Linked DNA regions of Homo sapiens: region 1 is linked to region 2. Evidence: read pairs that join two places in POLR2A ChIA-PET (ENCODE). Cell type or tissue: MCF 10A. All regions are shown on one strand. Links, peaks and the distances in the headings refer to the core of each region. The heading gives the core; the rest is flanking DNA. Region 1 overlaps TRA2B (transformer 2 beta homolog). Region 2 overlaps IGF2BP2 (insulin like growth factor 2 mRNA binding protein 2).

What was found. ChIA-PET counts read pairs that join two places held together with the same protein. Peaks named below come from ENCODE experiments on the same cell type or tissue, not always from the same donor. Only the 100,000 strongest peaks of a DNase experiment are listed, where the experiment ranks them.
Region 1: POLR2A ChIA-PET joins it to region 2 with 17 read pairs; 16 of 35 experiments call an interaction of 5 or more read pairs at or near these places.

The regions. Positions count from the first base shown.
Region 1 is chr3:185,930,604-185,935,002 of GRCh38, reverse strand. All of the region lies in intron 1 of TRA2B (transformer 2 beta homolog), which reads left to right. Among named protein-coding and RNA genes, the nearest start is that of TRA2B, 5.2 kb to the left of the region's middle. In MCF 10A, for the core only: no CTCF peak of the experiment used is centred there; no DNase peak of the experiment used is centred there.
Region 2 is chr3:185,811,317-185,815,715 of GRCh38, reverse strand. All of the region lies in intron 2 of IGF2BP2 (insulin like growth factor 2 mRNA binding protein 2), which reads left to right. Among named protein-coding and RNA genes, the nearest start is that of IGF2BP2, 12 kb to the left of the region's middle. In MCF 10A, for the core only: no CTCF peak of the experiment used is centred there; a DNase peak (open chromatin) is centred at 1,925.

The DNA of each region.
Region 1 (4,399 bases), core at 106-4,105, 120 kb before region 2:
TTGTAATGAGTTTCTACGAGTGAGTCTTTACTAAAGGAATCCAGAAACTAAGGAGACACTGATGTATGGACCAGATGTTAAAGAAAATGTTTTGACCCAGCAGATACTCTGATAGAATACTGGCTATTATTTTTGTAAAGCCGATGTGATTGCAACATAGGCACGTAATCTTTATCATTAGAGATGAATAGCAGCATCTGGACACCAACCCATCAAACTGCTTTTCAAATTCTGCAGTTTTTCTCATCTTCTGCTGAATCTTGGGATGTCTTTTTATATTCCTTGGTTTTAGCTCCTAAACTCTAAATTCTAATTTTCAAAACTGAAACATCTCTGAATCTACTTCTTTCTAAAGAATTGCAGCCATCTCACCAAATTTCCTTTAAAAAAGGATTGAATTGTCAAATAGGAGGAAATTGTTTTGTATTGTGAGTCTGGTTAGGTTTATCAGTCTCTTGAAACCCGGTTGAAATATTTTTTTCTTGGTTTTAAACAAGAATGCTTTAATATTGTGGATATTGTCTGGAACTAGAACGTGACATTTTCAAGCTGACATTACAGGTGATTTTATAAGGTAAGTACTACTGGTTTTGCCAAAAGGTTGAAAAGGAATTCAGGTGGTGGGGGAAGTGTTAATGGGATTTGCCTTACATAGCGTTTTTTCCTCCTTTCTCTACAATAAAATCCGAACGTAGGTGGTAAATATTAATGCTTTCATAGCTATTTTGCCCAGGACAAGGGCAGAGCTACAGCTGTGTATATTTCTTGAGCCTTAGCATTTTATGTTGATCAGTGTTTTTACATATGCGACTGTTTTTTTAACAAGGCATGGTGACTGATGTTTAGGAATTTTAAGTGTTTTGACCCAGGTTAGTATTGGGGGTGTGGGCTATGTAGAATTAGATATTGAAATCACTTAGTCTTGTTTTTAAACTGCAAACCAAAAGAAGTTCTTCACTGTAGCAAATTACAGTCTTGAAATTCCCCCAAAATCTTTGCTTTGAATTGGGTTTTGGAGGTTACATTGAGATTGATGTTATCAACATAGATTGTTACCTGACAGTTTGGATAAGGGGCCCCTTTTTCTCTAATTTTTGTGGTTAGAAATTAGGTTAAAAGGTAGTCTTCTGAAAAGTCAAAAGATATTTATATTTGCTTTTGTTGGGGAGTACTGACTGTTTTATGAATGTAAATTTAACAGTCTGTGCTATATTTACAAGAGAGTTTTTATAAGCACAGGCCTACAACTAATTTCAGATGATGTTTTTTTCCAGACACTATTCTCCAGTTTTTGAGGATTTACTTATCCATTTACTCTTCTGGTAGACAGTTTGGCTGCCAGAAAAAAATATAGTCCTTATTATATTGATATGAGCATTGACCTTTCCATAACAGGATTAATGAGGTTTTCTTTGCCCCTGTCCCTCCCAATTTTTAAAATATTGCCTTGTCAGTCAACTTAATGAGTTTGTGCATGTTTAATGTTAAATGGATTCTAGTTGTATCCCCTAGAAACATTTTAACAAAAATTGTGTTGATAGGACAAGTTTCTGTTTATTTCTAACTAGGGTCTCTTAACTAAATGTACATAACATTAGCCCAAGAGTTGATCTTCTGGTTTTATAAAGTAGCCACTTGAACTTAGCTGAGTTGAATTAAATCTAATATTTATAATAATTTAGTAATGGTTTTGTTCTTAGACTATAAGAGAAGGAACCAGGTTAGGAAGGGGTAATGAAGTAACAGCAGGAAGGTATCCACATTGAAAACAGTTGTGATAGCTAGAGCTATGGCCTCTATTCTTGTATCTTCTGCATCTAAGTGCCCTGTCTGTATCGAAGTTTTAGGAGGCCCTAAGGAAACCTGCTTGGGCATTCTGATTCCATGATTACATTTGTGCTGCCAGAAAACATTTCCCATTGCATTTTAGTGATGGAGATTTAAAGAAAGCCAATTACTGTAACTCCCTTAAATAAAAACATATTTAAAAATTTTCGGATTAAATAAACAATAATTGACTCTAAAACTAGACTGGAAATTATCCTTTTGTTAGGAAAGACATCACAGCACTTGCCAGATTAACGATGGTTGTCTTTATGCCCAGATAGGTATAAAGACTTGCAATTTTTTTAAACAAAGCCTTACATTTTTTTCAGGAGGAAAAACCAGGAGAGGAAGTAATTGACAATAAAATGAAAGATCATCAAAGTGAAATGTAGGATAACAAGAAAAACTAGCATGTTTTATGTAGGCAGTATTTTATTTTGTTTAGTATGTTCAACAGACATTTACAGATCAACTAAATTCAATCTTTTTAATTATTTGAGGAGGTGAGCTGTAATTTAAATAGTGCCACCTTTTAAAGTAGTATTTCTCCTTTGGACATCCAGAAGACTTAATATTTTCTAAATTGAGGGGGAAAATGTACAACAAAACTCTTTGAAAATACCAGTGTTGGATTCAAGTTTGTTCTGCTTTCCTTCATAGCTACTGGCATATTGTAGGTGGTTGACTTGATTTTGTCTTTTTATGATTCATACTATAAAATCTCACTAGAGCAGCTTTTCCAGGGGGTGGGTTACACTTAAGCTCCAAATTGTCAGGTTCCCTGACACCGTCTTTCTGCAGAGCTCTTTAAATACAGTACAAAAATGTGTGACGCTAAATACGTTTCTTTATCCTATCTAGACAAGTCACAATACTGTAAACCTCTTCAACCCTGAGCGTTTGTCATTGTACAAATGAATTGTCCGTGCTTTCCTTTCATGCACTTATGTATTAATGTGTCACTTTTTGACTAGAGGTGTGCTTTTGACACTTAACCTATTTTCTATTGAATATAATAAGAAGTGTGAAATGTAACTAATAGTTCTTAAAATGTTAAATGAACAGTAAATGTTCAGTGGCGCACTTCACATTCAACTTAAGCATGATAAGTCTATTTGGAGTAGAGAAATGAGATTACCATATATTCTAGAACCAGCAGAAAACTATGTAGTTTTCAGTTTTTTGAGCTGCATATTCTAGTTTCTTTTTTTTTTTTTTTAATCCAAATCAACAAAGGGATTTTTTTTTTCTAGTTTCAGTTTTGGCACTGGATTTTATCCTGGAGTTTTAAAATATTCTTCATCCTGTTCTTTTTCTATTAAGGTTAATGTTGAAGAAGGAAAATGCGGAAGTCGTCATTTGACAAGTTTTATAAATGAGTATTTGAAGCTCAGGAATAAGTGAAGCTGAAATTTGAAAAAATAAAAGAAAGAATGCATGCTAATTATCAGACCAGAAGTCCCACTTGTAGAATATTGAGCAATTTGTGTGAAGTGGGGAAGATGAAAGAAGTCAGAATTTGAAACGGAAGAATGAAGAAAAGAAATAAAAATGAAGTTAAGATAAGAAGTAATCTGGAATCAGAAAGCACTACGCTAAGTAATTACTAGTCTGTTTATGTGTCCCTGTATATTTTGCTAAACATGCATGCATTATTTGTTTAATAGAGGAAAATATATACAGGGTAAAGAAGTGCCTTCCAGGGGAAACGTTTAAATTAGGTAATTCTGATTTTAACTGCTTAGTTAAATGATTGAAATGCAATTTTTAAAAAATATTTAGTAGTCAAGCACCAGGCAGCAGTGAGCTCTCCAGCATGGGTAACAGTGGGCTTCATGTTGTCCTCTCTAGATAAACTTTACCTGTCTAATGTTGCTGGTCCTGGGGCATGAGCGAATACCTCCAGGGTTGGAACTGGTGGTCTTTGCCACCTCCCTGGACTCTTAGATTGCACTGTCCCCTTTCCTTCAGTACTGAGCAATGTATAGTAGAATATTTTCTGTTAAACCATTTTCAAAGGAATGTCACCAGGATGGTTATGGAACCAAACCCCCAAAATCCAAACAAAGCATTGAACAAAATAGTTCCCTTTGGCATTAGTGTGTTAGTTTTTTCCATATGGCACTAGTGGAAATCTGTGAGCATTTGGGCCCTAAATTTAAGATGCATATTTGCTAAATACACAGGGATGGTTTTTCAAATTCTGTTTCTGTTTAATGCCTATTTCAGCTGATTGACTAGGATTACTGATAAAATACCGTAGCTTCCCCTTAGAAGAGGTGGGTCACACAAGTGAACAGGATAGCTAATACAAATTGCAGTAATGGCAGATGCTTTCATTCCTATTTCTCCTTTTTTGCTATCAACATTTAGCTATTGTAATGTTAGAGGTAACGGTTACAAAGTAGCTTTATTCTGGTTACCTGGTATCCCTTGCACTTATTGAGAAATTCAACCCAAAAGCTGTCCCTTCTTTTCTGTGTGTTTTGTTTTAGCTGAGTAGAAGGGTCAAGTGATTGGTGTAATGTTACTTTCAGTTGAATGAGACAAGTACACATATCAAAAATAATAC
Region 2 (4,399 bases), core at 261-4,260:
TTTCCAACTCCCCATGCATTTCTTTGAGTTAGTACAGTCCAGAGTGGGATATGGCATTTTCCGTGGAATTCTGACTCAGGAGATGGGGGAGAGGAAGAGAGTTAACTAATACTGGGTGGCTGCTACGTGCTAGGCACTGGACTAGGCTTCCTGTTTTATCCTCCCCACAGCCTGAAGAGATCCGTCTTTATCCTTCTTACACAAAGGGCTCTAAAGCTTCAGACTCTAAAATAACTCCTTGCTCCTGACCAGAACTTCAGAAGGCAGTGGCTTGTTGTCCATCTCATTTGAATACTGCAACAGAACCTTAGCAATGAAGTAGAAAGTTGTGATAATATGTATACAGGCTATAAAGTAACTTTGTATATTATTCCTAACTTAGAATAAGAGAAAATTTCCATATATAAAACCTATGCTGAGAAAGATTAGGAACTCAAGTTCAGTATATTTTTAATTTAATATAATTGAAAAGAATTAAAAGTGTTAGTCATAATTTGAAAGAACTTCCTTGAAGTAGTCCTATAGTAGAAGCATTTATAATTATATAAAGAGAAAGAGGTTTTTTTAAAAATCATTGTGGTTGACAGTTAAGTGTAAAAAACATACATGTATGCAGTGTGGGAGGAGGGCCTGTTCCATGCCTTTGACCCAGATATATATATTTTTTCAAATCCTGAAAAAAAACTTGAGGTTTTTTTGTTTAGGATACAGAATGTTGCACAAAGATTGGCATGCTTTCATTTTTATATGTATTTTTAAAAATATCTGTGTCTTAGAGAAGGAAAATAATGGAATTTTTGTAAATTGCTTTTTAGAAAATGGTTCACCTTATTAACAGAACATTTTAAACCTCTTTGACACGTGAAAAAGTCAGTGAAAGCACTTTTTGATACAATACTTAAGTATCTTATGCATTTGTTACTTTTATCTCATGCATTTTGTTACTTTTTTGGTTTAGTAACATAGGACTTAAGATACAGTTAAACCACCAATGAAATGAGATATATAAGAGGTTTTCTTCTAGATAGACGCCATGCTTTTTGACAAGAACATAATTTTATATAATTTATGAGATAAAATAATTACTTTCCTCAGTCAAGAACCTCTAATAGAGCTTTAAAAATTACCAGGAAAGACATTTTTATTACTATATCTTTTCTTTCTCTTTGAAAAATGAAACAAAAAATCGAGTGGTGATTCTTTGGACAGGTTAACCTCATACCAATTCATTAAATAGAGGGTGTTTTTGAAAAAGCTCATGTGAGGATAGGCTATATAGTATTTTTGGATTACATGGAGACCTTTTACTTTGGTCCCTACTGATCCTTGTGATTTTTAACAATGCATACTTCGAAATTTCAGTGGATGTTTTTCTTTATCATTGTATGAATAAGGTTTTGAAGTACAATGTTTTGTGCCCCTTTATTTAAGAGAGTCAGAGGTAGATGATAAAAGCAGTTTAACACTGAAAAAATGCAGTTGAGCCTCTTAAATTATTAAGAAAGAAGGAAGGGAGGAGGGAAAGGGAGGGAGGAGAGGAGAAAGGAGGAGACCATAGAAGTGTAGGTGACTAAACCATGTGTACATCTTCTGCATTTTCTTTCTATACTTCCAGAGCACGTGGCAAAGACTGGTCCTCACTGATAGTGTGTGGAAGATAGTAAGTGATTCCAACGGTGACAGCAGGACTGGGAGTCTCACACAACATATTCTTTTCTTTGACACTTAAAAACTCTGAGTATGTGGTTGCCCTGCCCCAAAAAAGGTTTTGCATTTCTTTCTCTAAGGCCTCACACCGGCCACTTCCTCTCTCATTCTCCTTCTCCTTTGCATTTCCTTGGGGATGGCTGGAAAGGGCTGGCAGTGTGGTGCCTGGTGTGTAGGCCTGCCTGCAGCCCCATTGCCCCCTGGTTGGCCGAGGGTTGGGGAAGCTGGGGAGGCATGTGTGTGCTTGCTCAATGTGTTGGAATGTATGGGTTCTGTGGCATACACTTACTTGGAATGTGCAGCAGACACATGAGCTTCGATGGTTGTAGGGGTCTAACGTTGTAGGCTTTTGTAAGTGGTTGAAAATTTGGGTTACTTTTTTCCCCTGAAGTGCAGTTGTATTTATTCTTTGGAAAGGGAAAACATCTTTATTTTTTGTTTTTCAACCATTGACGGATAGAAAATAATGTTGTGGATACATAAATAATCTGGCCTGTCTCCTGGATCCAGCTGTACTACTGTTTACCCCTTTCTTTTCGAGCTGATAGTGATGTCTTCAAGTCATGGACACTGAATTTGTAAACTAAGCCTTGTAAAACTCCCTGAGTTGTGCCACCACTAAAGATGATGAAATCAAGGATCTGAGAAACCAAATTTTAAGCTCAGATATTGAAAAATGTGGAATTGATTCTCCCTTTTAAGGAATAGAGAACAAGATACTAGTTGCTTAATATTTAAAATTTTTGGCTGTTTATTATTTTTTAAAATGTTTATATATTTTTCTTCTTAAAATATTTGAGATGACAAAGGTACTGGTTACTCAATTATTTGAATTAAAGAAGACAGAGATTTAGATTTGTAAAGTAGGTAAGTCGAAAAGGCATTTTAAGAGTTACAAAGGGCCCAGGAACAGGTGATTGGTTCTAATATAATTATTTCTACATCACGAGAGTGTTGCCAGGGAAGAGTTAGCTCTTTGTTCACTGATTTGCATATTAATGGTATGTTGTGTCTATTTCAATAATGGTTTCAAGAAAATGATTTAGATATTGAAATTGATCAGTGGCTTTAGTTCACAAGTATCGATTGTGGTCACGGTGTTAATACCTGCCTTATAAATTTCTAGGCCAACATTGTATCTTTTATTCTCTATGGCAGTTTTTATTAAACACTGTTCCATAGAGCCTTAGGATTCCAAGGAGATGCCAAATTTATGGGAAGGACGAATGGATGTACGTACATGGGAATCCTGGCTTCTTACCCACTGCCCAATACGAAGACAACTGCATTTGTTGCTGTTTTATATACAGAATTGGAGTTGAGTCTAAGATTTGGTTTAGAAAAGGGGTTTGCTGCTTTAAAACACAGTTTGTAAGCACCCACCCTACAGTGTGTAAAGTGTGTAATTCTGAGTCTTCAGTTCATTCCTTGATTTGACCCAAAGCCCTTTCTTGAGGAAAGTTTAGACCCTGCCCTTGTTACTCCTACATCTGCTTTCCATGGAATAGCCCTCTATTTCCTGTCACTTTCATTTTGGTAACAAGTATCTGCTTTGCCAGCTGCATGCCAGACTACTAAATCTATGGATTTTTCTATAGTCAACAACATAGAATGCGTGCCCTTCAGGAACTTTCCAGGGAGCTCCTTGGCCAGTGATTGCGCTCTGGCTCTTGGCAGAGCCATTAGAGTCAACTGCCTTTGAAGAGTGATGGGCATGGTGACACGGGACCCATTCATTCATCGAAAACAAGTTTTTGCTTCAGGAGGTGGAAGCAGGGTTGGCTTGCTAATCCTTCTTGAGGCAGAGCAGCCCTCCTCTTATCTGTTGTGTAAGGTGGGGCTCCACGAACACAGGAGTGATCTTCAAAACATTTTCAGTTGGTTAGAACGAACAAATGTGCTAGGTCACAAGCCATGATACTTTAATACACACCCCCTCAGTATCAGTCCTACATACATGATTTTTGTTCAAAAACAGGATATTACTTTAAAACAGTAAAAATACTGTTTTCTCAGTGATTTCTTCCCCTATGGCCAAGGACTCTTGGAAAGTCCTGAAAGTCCTTGGAATTTAGCTACGTGTTGTTAAAGATCCCCTGAGAGGTTCTGATGCCCAGGCAGGGAGAGGGGGAGAGAGAGAGAGAGAGAGAGAGAGAGAGAGAGAGAGAGAGAGAGAGACACCCTACTCTGAGCACCGTCCCCTGCCATGTGCTCCATCACTGTAGCCTCCCACAGACTGGCCTTCAGAGACCCATGGTTTCGTATTTTGCACACAACTTTTGTAGTAAGATTTTTGTAAGAGATCACCGTATGTTTACAGGGGTAGATGATGTAAGTGGTGGCAAGGGTGTTCTGGATAGTGCAGGAGGGACAGCTATTAGTTAGCTCCAGCCAACTGCTGCCATTTGGAAATGTAGGGCCAGTGTTCCCAAATCTGATTTTTCAAGAGGAGGTGGAAGTCAGAGTTCTTATGTTAAATATCTGAAGTTTTAAATATTGGCAACAATTCAAAATTTTTTATGGACACTGAAGGTCAAAAAAAGACAGCTGTGGGTTGAATCTGGCCCACGGGTTGCCAGTTTGCAGTCTCTGCCACATGAAAATCTGTATCTTCTATAAAACATTGTTGAAGACACTGTCCTTTATGTTTAGTATCCCTTACACATAGGCTTGTCTATGAGTGAGAGGGAAA